Linked DNA regions of Homo sapiens: region 2 is linked to region 1. Evidence: read pairs that join two places in POLR2A ChIA-PET (ENCODE). Cell type or tissue: MCF 10A. All regions are shown on one strand. Each heading gives the region's core, and the rest is flanking DNA. Links, peaks and the distances in the headings are about the cores only.

What was found. ChIA-PET counts read pairs that join two places held together with the same protein. Peaks named below come from ENCODE experiments on the same cell type or tissue, not always from the same donor. Only the 100,000 strongest peaks of a DNase experiment are listed, where the experiment ranks them.
Region 2: POLR2A ChIA-PET joins it to region 1 with 6 read pairs; 21 of 35 experiments call an interaction of 5 or more read pairs at or near these places.

The regions. Positions count from the first base shown.
Region 1 is chr18:12,888,189-12,892,582 of GRCh38, reverse strand. No RefSeq gene overlaps it. Among named protein-coding and RNA genes, the nearest start is that of PTPN2, 6.1 kb to the right of the region's middle. In MCF 10A, for the core only: no CTCF peak of the experiment used is centred there; a DNase peak (open chromatin) is centred at 2,422.
Region 2 is chr18:12,996,512-13,000,892 of GRCh38, reverse strand. It overlaps CEP192 (centrosomal protein 192), which reads right to left. Exons shown (of 45, transcript NM_032142.4): 2 at 1,305-1,472. The coding sequence starts at 1,468. Among named protein-coding and RNA genes, the nearest start is that of CEP192, 7.3 kb to the right of the region's middle. RefSeq lists a silencer at 270-349. In MCF 10A, for the core only: no CTCF peak of the experiment used is centred there; no DNase peak of the experiment used is centred there.

The DNA of each region.
Region 1 (4,394 bases), core at 120-4,119:
AATCATTTTTAGAATACTGATCAAAGTCACCTAGTTTTCATCTTCCTTTATCCATTATTTATTCTTTCTTCCAAGACTAATCAAGGCAAAATTGTGATATTTATCTTAACAACGTGGTAAAGTATATATCTGTCACTCTCTGGTAACTTCTCTTCCAACAGATTTTTATGCCACCCTTTGTCCTCTGGAATGGTTCAATGCAGCTTGATTTGCTAGGACTGTACTTCTATTGTAGAACCCCAAACTCAGACCTGTGTACCCCATGAGCAGCTGGGGCCAAACACTGAGACACTGGTGCTTGGAGATAGAGAAAGGTTTATTCAATTTGACCAAGGCAAGAGGGCAGGAGGGCAAGATCTCTCAAATCTGTCTTAACAAAAAGGTGAAGCAGGGAGTTTTTGTGCAGCTAGACAAAAGGGAGGGGGAGTTTCAGGGAACCGATGGGAAAGTCTGTGTTTCTTCAGTCTCAGATAGTGCCTTGAACAACCAGACTTCTGGGCATCAACAGCCGGTCATGACATCCTTAACAGCATCCATTCCCTCTGCAAAAATGTTTTGTGACCTTGAAGTTATCTTCTCCTCTTGGTGAAGAAACAGCACATCAGCAGTTTATCATTATATTGAGGGAGCAAGGGATATTGGCAGAAAGCGGGCAGTTAACATGTGCAAGCAGGCAAGGGCCTGATCAGAATGTTCATGGTTTCAGCCACTAAAAATGCGGGGTGCTGAAATCTCAAAGGGCCCGGTTACACTCCTCACTCCCCCAGTCAACATTCATTCACCCCGCAGGTGTAAGACCTATAGCTGCTTCCAGTTCCTGCCACTCTGGTGGGGTGAGGTATTATCTCATTATAGGAGTAACTGGCATTCTCTAGTGACTAATGAGGGTAAGGTTCATATGCTTACTGGCCATTTGGATATCCTCTTCACAAAATGCCTACTCAAAAATCTCTTGCCCGTTTTCCTATTAAGCTATCTTTCTCATACTGACTTGTAGGCGTTCTTTATTTTGGGCCTGAGTCTTTTGGGGAAGTATTCACTGCAAAACGTCTACTCTGCAGTTCACCCTTTTCCTTAATGCTGTCATTTGATGAACAGAAATCCTTAATTTTAAGGTACTTCCATTCAAAAGTTTTTTCATTGAGAAGCTTAAGGATTTTTTTTCATTGAGAAGCTGAGGGATGAAACTCTAAGGAGTCCCAGATCTTCTTAGAGAAGGCGTGCCTCTAGCCCGCTGCATGGAGAGCCCTCCCTGTGGGGGTGCATTTGTGGAACTAGCTGGAAACCTTGTACAGCTGGCTGCCATATCAAATGACCATGGACTTGGTGGCTTAAGACAACACCATTTATCCTCACTTAGTTCTAGAGGCCAGAAGTCCAAAACCAAGGTGTCTGCAGGGCTCTGCTCCCTTGGAAGGGTTCAGGGAGGAGCCTTCATTGCCTCTTCCAGCTTCTGGGTGCTCCAGGTGTTCCCCGTAGCTGAGTGACTAACCTCTGCCTCCATCTTCATATGGCCCTTTCCTGTCTCAAATCTCTCCCTGCCCTTCTCCTAGAAGGACAGTTGTCATTGGATTTAGGGCTCACCCTGATAATCCAAGATGATCTGATCTTAGGATTTGTAGCTCAATCTGCAAATACCCTTTTTTCATAGAAGGTCACATTCACAGGTTCCAGGCAGACACATTTTTGAGAGGCCCCCATTCAATCTACTCTATTGCCCTCTGGGTGTATGGGAAAGTTGCTCACGGGGAGATGTCTCACGGGAGGTACTCTGCTACAGACGCACCCCCAGGAGCAAGGTGCTGGGGGAGGCTGCTGGTCACTGGAGTCAGCCCAGCAAGCACAGTTCCCCTGTGCGGTTCCCAGCAAGCCCTTTCTCCTTAAGTGTCTCTCCACTCCCCCTACTGACAAAGCTTAACACTGTGTCAGCTGGCAAAGGAAAAATATTTAAAGGGCCCAGATCCATTCTCATAGAGAAGGTGAAAAAGGAAGCCTTGAGCTTAATGTCAATAAATTGATAACTGACATATTTAGGGACTATGATAGTTCATTGGAAGGCCTACCACATATTCTGTGTAGTTGGGTTAGGTAGTTATTTTTGGAAGTTTTTTTTTTTTTTGAGACAGAGTCTCACTCTGTCACCCAGGGTGGAGTGCAACAGGCGCCGTCTTGGTTCACTGCAACCTCTGCCTCCCAGGCTCAAGCAATTGTCTTGCCTAGCCTCCTGAGTAGCTGAGATTACAGGCATGTGCCACCACACCCAGCTTTTTTTTTGAGACGGAATCTTACTGTGTTGCCCAGGCTGGAGTGCAGTGGCGCAATCTTGGCTCACGGCAACCTCTGCCTCTCAGGTTTGAGCGATTCTCCTGCCTCAGTCTCCTGAGTCACTGGGATTATAGGCACGCGTGACTACGCCCAGCTTATTTTTATATTTTTAGTAGAGACTAGGTTTCATCATGTCGGCCAGGCTGACTCACTCACCTTGGTCCCACAGAGTGCTGCAATTATAGGTGTGAGCCACCACACAGAGCCTGAAATTTTTTTTTTTTTTTTTTTTTTTGAGACGGAGTCTCGCTCTTTCGCCCAGGCTGGAGTGCAGTGGCGCCATCTCGGCTCACTGCGAGCTCCGCCTCCTGGGTTCACGCCATTCTCCTGCCTCAGCCTCCCCAGTAGCTGGGACTACAGGCGCCCACCACCACGCCCGGCTAATTTTTTGTATTTTTAGTAGAGACGGGGTTTCACCGTGTTAGCCAGGATGGTCTCGATCTCCTGACCTCGTGATCCGCCCGTCTCGGCCTCCCAAAGTGCTGGGATTACAGGCGTGAGCCACCGCGCCCAGCCCCGAAAGTTTTTTTAAAAACCGTAATTTATTTGGTCTTTTACTAAAACCATTTTTGGAGGCTGTGGATGAAGCTGAATAAATATTAGGATTTTTTGTTTGATACATTAATTGCATTTGGTCCAAACCTAGGCAGCAGATATACTTTGTGGCTCCAAAATATGGAATGAGTGAATCCCCATCTTGATCCTATGTGGCTCATATCTATCACTTTGTAATTGCTGGCAATTTTAGAGAATTTAGGTGCATTATGTGGCTTTGAAGCCATATACAGTCTTTTGCTATATTCACTAGGTGATGGTAGTTTATGAAATACTGTGTAAGATAATGTGCCTGGTTTCCATTTCTAAATGAAATACCGTTTATTTTTATTTAAATTAAAAAAGTTTTCACTCGAGTGAGGAATTTTTTAGTTTTATTGAGGTTAGCATACATATAATAAAGTCCAAAAAATCTTAAATGTGGAGCTCAATGACATTTTATACACACATGTACAAATACGTGTATATTATACACAACAGTGTACCACCAACCAAATCAAGATATGGAATATTTCCAGGACCCCTGAAGATTCTCTCATGCTTCTTCCCAGGCAACACCCCCACCCTACCAGAGGCAGCCCCCAGCTGCCTCCAGAGGTAATCACTATTCTGTTGTCTATTTTTGAACTTCATATAAAATGGAAACATATAGTTATGCTCTTTTGGATGTAGCACCATTTATTGAAGACACATTACTTTAAGCCTTTGTGAAATACACACACACAAAGATACACACCGGATGACTATATGTGTGAACCTGTTTCTGGACTTTGTTTAGTTCCACTGGTCAGCTTGCCTTGGTCAGCTTGCCTTTCCTTGCGTCGATACCACATATCTTTATAAGAGATCTTGATATCTGGAGGGATAATGTCTTCCAGATCTGTTCTTCTTGGCTACTTTTGGCCCTTGAGTTCTTCTTTAGACTCTATTCTGTTCCATTCTTCTATTTGTCTATCTTCACACTAAGAACACGCTGTTTTAATTATCGTAGCTTTAGAGTAAATCTTATTATCTGGTGAGGTAAAACTTCCATTTTCTTCTTCCTTAAGATTATTTTGGCTATTCTTGGCCCCTTGCATTTTTATTTGTAAATGGTAGCATCAGCTTGTCAATTTCCACTACAAAAATATGGTGAGATTTTGATTGAGATTGCACTGAATTCATACATGACTTTGAGAAGCACTGGCAACTTTACAATACTAAAGTTTCCAAGACATTACATCGTATATCCTTCCATTTATTTAGCTCTTCTTTCATTCCTCTGAGTGATATGTTGTGGTTTTCAGACTAGAGGTTTTGCTAATCTTTTGTTAAGAATTTTTCGGAATAGTTTATATTCCAATGTTTAAAAATTTTCTAGTTGCTGTTGCTATGTAGAAATACAACTGCTTTTTCTGCCGGGCGCAGTGGCTCACACCTGTAATCCCAGCACTTTGGGAGGCCAAGGTGGGCGGATCACGAGGTCAGGAGATCAAGACTATACTGGCTAACACGGTGAAACCCCATCTCTACTA
Region 2 (4,381 bases), core at 1-4,000, 110 kb before region 1:
CAATCTCTGCCTTCCGGGTTCAAGCGATTCTCCTGTCTCAGCCTCCCGAGTAGCTGGGATTAGAGGCGTGCGCCATCACGCCTGGCTAATGTTTGTATTTTTAGTAAACAGGGTTTTGCCATGTTGGCCAGGCTGGTCTCGAACTCCTGAACTCAGGTGATCTGCCCGCCTTGGCCTCCCAAAGTGCTGGGATTACAGGCATGAGCCACCACGCCCAGCCTGGTTGAGTTTCTAAGAAAGAGAAACTTGACTTCAGGAGCTGAAAGTTACTAGAATGACAAGAGCCAAGTTACCTCAGAAACCTAGGACAGATTGAAAGCTGGAAGAGAAAGAGAAAGACAGCCATACAAGTCCAGTAAAGAGTAAACCTGGCTGAAATGAATTAAAAAGTGAGGCTCTGTCATACCTCTAAATAGATCCAATGACCCAAAACTCTAGTCACAGGTGACTGTATTTGGAACAGACACCTAACCTAAGATGGACCAGAAACTCATGAGATATCAAGAGACAGTTCAGTAGTCTCCTTGTGTAGCTAGAAATGTAATTCATAGATGTCTTTTGAGAATCTGTGTTGCCATATTCTGTAAAATGAACAGAAAAGCAAATAAAACCAGTGTATTAAAAAAGAGCAGAGGCCAGGTATGGTAGCTCACACCTGTGTAATACCAACACTTTGGGAAGTTGAGGCAGGAGGATCACTTGAGCCCAAGAGTTCAAGAATAGCCTAGCTAACACAGCAAGACCCTATCTCTATAAAATATTTTTTTAATTAGCAAAAAAAAAAAAAAAAAAAAAAAAAAAGAGAGAAGACAATGAGTTATACAGAGAGAAATAGAGTGGGATGACAAAAACCCAAGTCCTGATGGCTTCCTAAATCTCAATTCCTGTCCCTTCTTGCAGCAAAGCTCTGCACTCCTCCCCTTGATGTCAAGAGGTACTCCTATAACCTTATGATTAATTTGCCTTTGAACTTCGCTAACACAACTTGTTTTACATTACTAGCCATTAGTGTGACTGAACTAATACAAATCCAAAACACTATAGACAAAAAAAAAAAAAAAAAATAGACCGAAATAGGTAACTGGTGCTCAAATCCCAAACCCACCCAAACCTACCCACTGAAAAGGCAAAGCAATGGGGAAAAAGACAGTAAATTCTGTCTTTTCTATATTCATTTCACATATTTGGCCATCCCCCTCATAGATAAAACAAAAAGCTCAAGCTTGACTGAGAAACAGAACATAAATATCAGCATGCTATAGGCTTTATGGACCTGGAAAAAAATCTGCTCAAACAAATCTTACCTGTTATCAGTGCTGGATCTATCCCTAGCAAGTGTAGAAACAGCAACAGGCAAGCCAAGATTTGAAGAAAGAGTGACATTTTCCAAAATCCCACTGTTACCAAATAATGAATTGGTGAGAAAGCTTGGAAATGATTCTTCTGCTATACCTCGAAAATCTTCCATCTCACTGCAATAACAAAAGTATTTCTATAGGTCACATATTACTATAAAATGTTTTTAAATGATTAAAAGCATTGTCTTAGAAAACTAATAAATCTTAGGAAAAAAATCCTTTTTTTAGCATTAGTAAGGGGGAAATAGGCAAATAGTCTGAGGTAAAATAAATCTCAGAATACTTTGCTACTTTATAGATGAGAATAGAAACCTTAAACATTAAACTTACCTTCTTATAATTAACATAATAATGCAATACAACACATTTTAATTTGCCCTTTGCTTGGTGTAGCTAGGAAAATGAATTACTACAAACTTATCTAGTAAAGAAAGCAAAGATGGCATAACACTGATGGTATATACAAATGATTTTAGGACATATTTAAAAGTTTGGTAGTTACATACTCATTCTAATACGGAACAGAAAAAGTACAACCAGCAAAAATCTAGCCCGGATCTCAGTGTTGTTAAGACTGAATTAAAAAGTGAACCCATTCAAAGAACAATTTTCAGTTAAAGTATAGTTGGCACATGGACAAGGTAAAAGTGGTAAAAGGGGTACCCAAATGACTAAATCTGGAAAACACCAGCACAAAACCTATGCTATTACTAGAGAACCTGACCACGGTGCTCTGAAGATGTTAGCTAGTCTCAACAATTTTTCAGAGTACGTATCATATACACACTGCATGGAAATCAGTAAAGGAAATAATGGCAGAAGGATAAAAAGATAAATAATCAGGAAAAGCTAAAAAAAATGAGAGGATATTGGCAATGCGCCTTGAAGACTGAGAAGAACTTTTATAGGCAGAGTATGGGATGAGAGAGTTTATTTAGGATGATAAACATGAGCCAAGAAGGAAAAGAATTAAATTTTATTGCATATCTACTAACTTAGCTCACTGAATCCACAGAAAATCTTACAATGTAGGTATTATCCCATTTTACAGGTGAAGAAACAAACTGAGAGACTAAATTAGCTCAATTTTCCCAAGGTTGCAATTAGTAAGATTCAAACCCAGGTCTGACTCGAAAATCCACTCTAAGTGCTAGGTCTATGCTGGCAGTAGCAAATACTCCAATGCATTTTGGCAGCAGGTGAACAAAATAACACAGTAAACGAAGCTAGAATAACAGAATGGAGCCAGATTCTAAAAGTCTGAAACGGTGTGTTGGAAAGTTTGAACTGTACTCTGCAACCAACAAAGAACTGACACAATCAACCTATTATACAGGAAGGGAGAGGACTTAAAAACCTGGAAGACTATTCAAAGAGCTACTTCAGTAATAAAGGAGTATACTAGGATCAATGACAAATTGGATTAAAGCATAGATTTTAGACAGTATGGACTAATTATAAAATATAAAAAGAAAAAGAAGAAGTTTTATGACCACTAAAGAGATTATGAGGCCAGGTGCGATGGCTCATGTCTGTAATCCCAGCATTTTGGGAGGCTGAGGCAGGCGAATCACTTGAGTTCAGGAGTTCAAGACCAGCCTGGCCAACGTGGTAAAACCTCGTCTCTACTAAAAATACAAAAACTAGCTGGGCGTCATGGCGGGCACCTGTAATCCCAGCTATTTGGGAGGCTAAGGCAGGAGAATCACCTAAATCTGCGAGGTGGAGGTTGCAGTGAGCCGAGATTGCGCCCCTGTACTTCAGCCTGGGTGATGGAGCGAGACTCTATCCCCCCCAAAAATAAGAAGAACTTACTTGTTTTGGAATAGGAGTTAAAAGAAATTAAAGAATGTGTAAGCAGAAACTCAGTTCTATGTAAGAAAACCCAATTCCCCCTGAGAAAGAGAAAGAGCTGGAGCCCTTTAAAAATTATCTGCCTGTTTTTCTGTGGCTAGTAAGCCTTATCTCTCCTCCTTTCCCAGGCATTGTGAAGACCCTGTTTCTCTAGCTGTGCAGCTGCAAGGTCACTAGACAGATAAACTCAAGCCATAAAACACATTTTTTCCTTGGAAAGTAAGAAATGATATAATGCATGTCTCAATTAATTGAATAATTGTCTTTGTTTCTTGCTTCTGTAATATGCTTCCTCCTGCACAGATTCCCCCCTGCCGCCCCACGAAATCCTTAAAAGGTAACTTAACTCTTTGTTCAGGGCTCAGACTTGTTCAGGGCTCAGACTTTTTGGATGTTAATCCGACTGGGCCGGTGCACCTAAATAATATATCCTCCTCAACCCCTCGGTCTGATTCCTAAATTATCCCACAACAGTTTATGAAGTGTCCATGCCCCTGTCTGAAGCCCACCTCTTCACTTTGCACTCGATCCCAACCCCTCACTGCACTGACAACCACTCTACCAATCGGCCCCCTTCCATAACATGATCGAGTCTTCTGTCTGTGCAAGCCCTCCCACGCTGGGCATGCTGTTATTTCTCCCACCTTTTAAAAAAAGCCTTCCTCTACCTCACACCCCCATTATCCCCCTGAACTGCCACCACACCTATCCATGCTCCCTTTATCACAGGCTTCCAGAGGAATCATGACTGGCATCCAGTTCCACTCCCATCCTCTCCTGAACGCACCCCACTCTGGCCTTCATCCCACCACACCACCAAAAAAATGCTTGTCAGCATCAGCCCTGATCTCCCTGTTGCCAAGCCGTAGCATACTATAATCTACCTCCGGTCCTTCTTCTGTAGCCTAACATTCAGGTGATTACTCCTTCCTTGGGGAAATACTTTCTTGGCTTCATTTCTCAGACACAGCTGTCTGGTTCTCCTCCAACTCCACCAAGCTGCTGCTTTCCCTTCTCCTTGGCCAGTTCCTCCTTATCTCCTAGACCTCCACAGAGTGGAAGCCTCCAGGGCTTGATCTTCAACTTCTTCCATCAACTCACCCTCTCTGGGTGATTGCCTTCAATTTCAAAGCTTAAAATATCACGTAAAATGTACACCTCCATCTTGG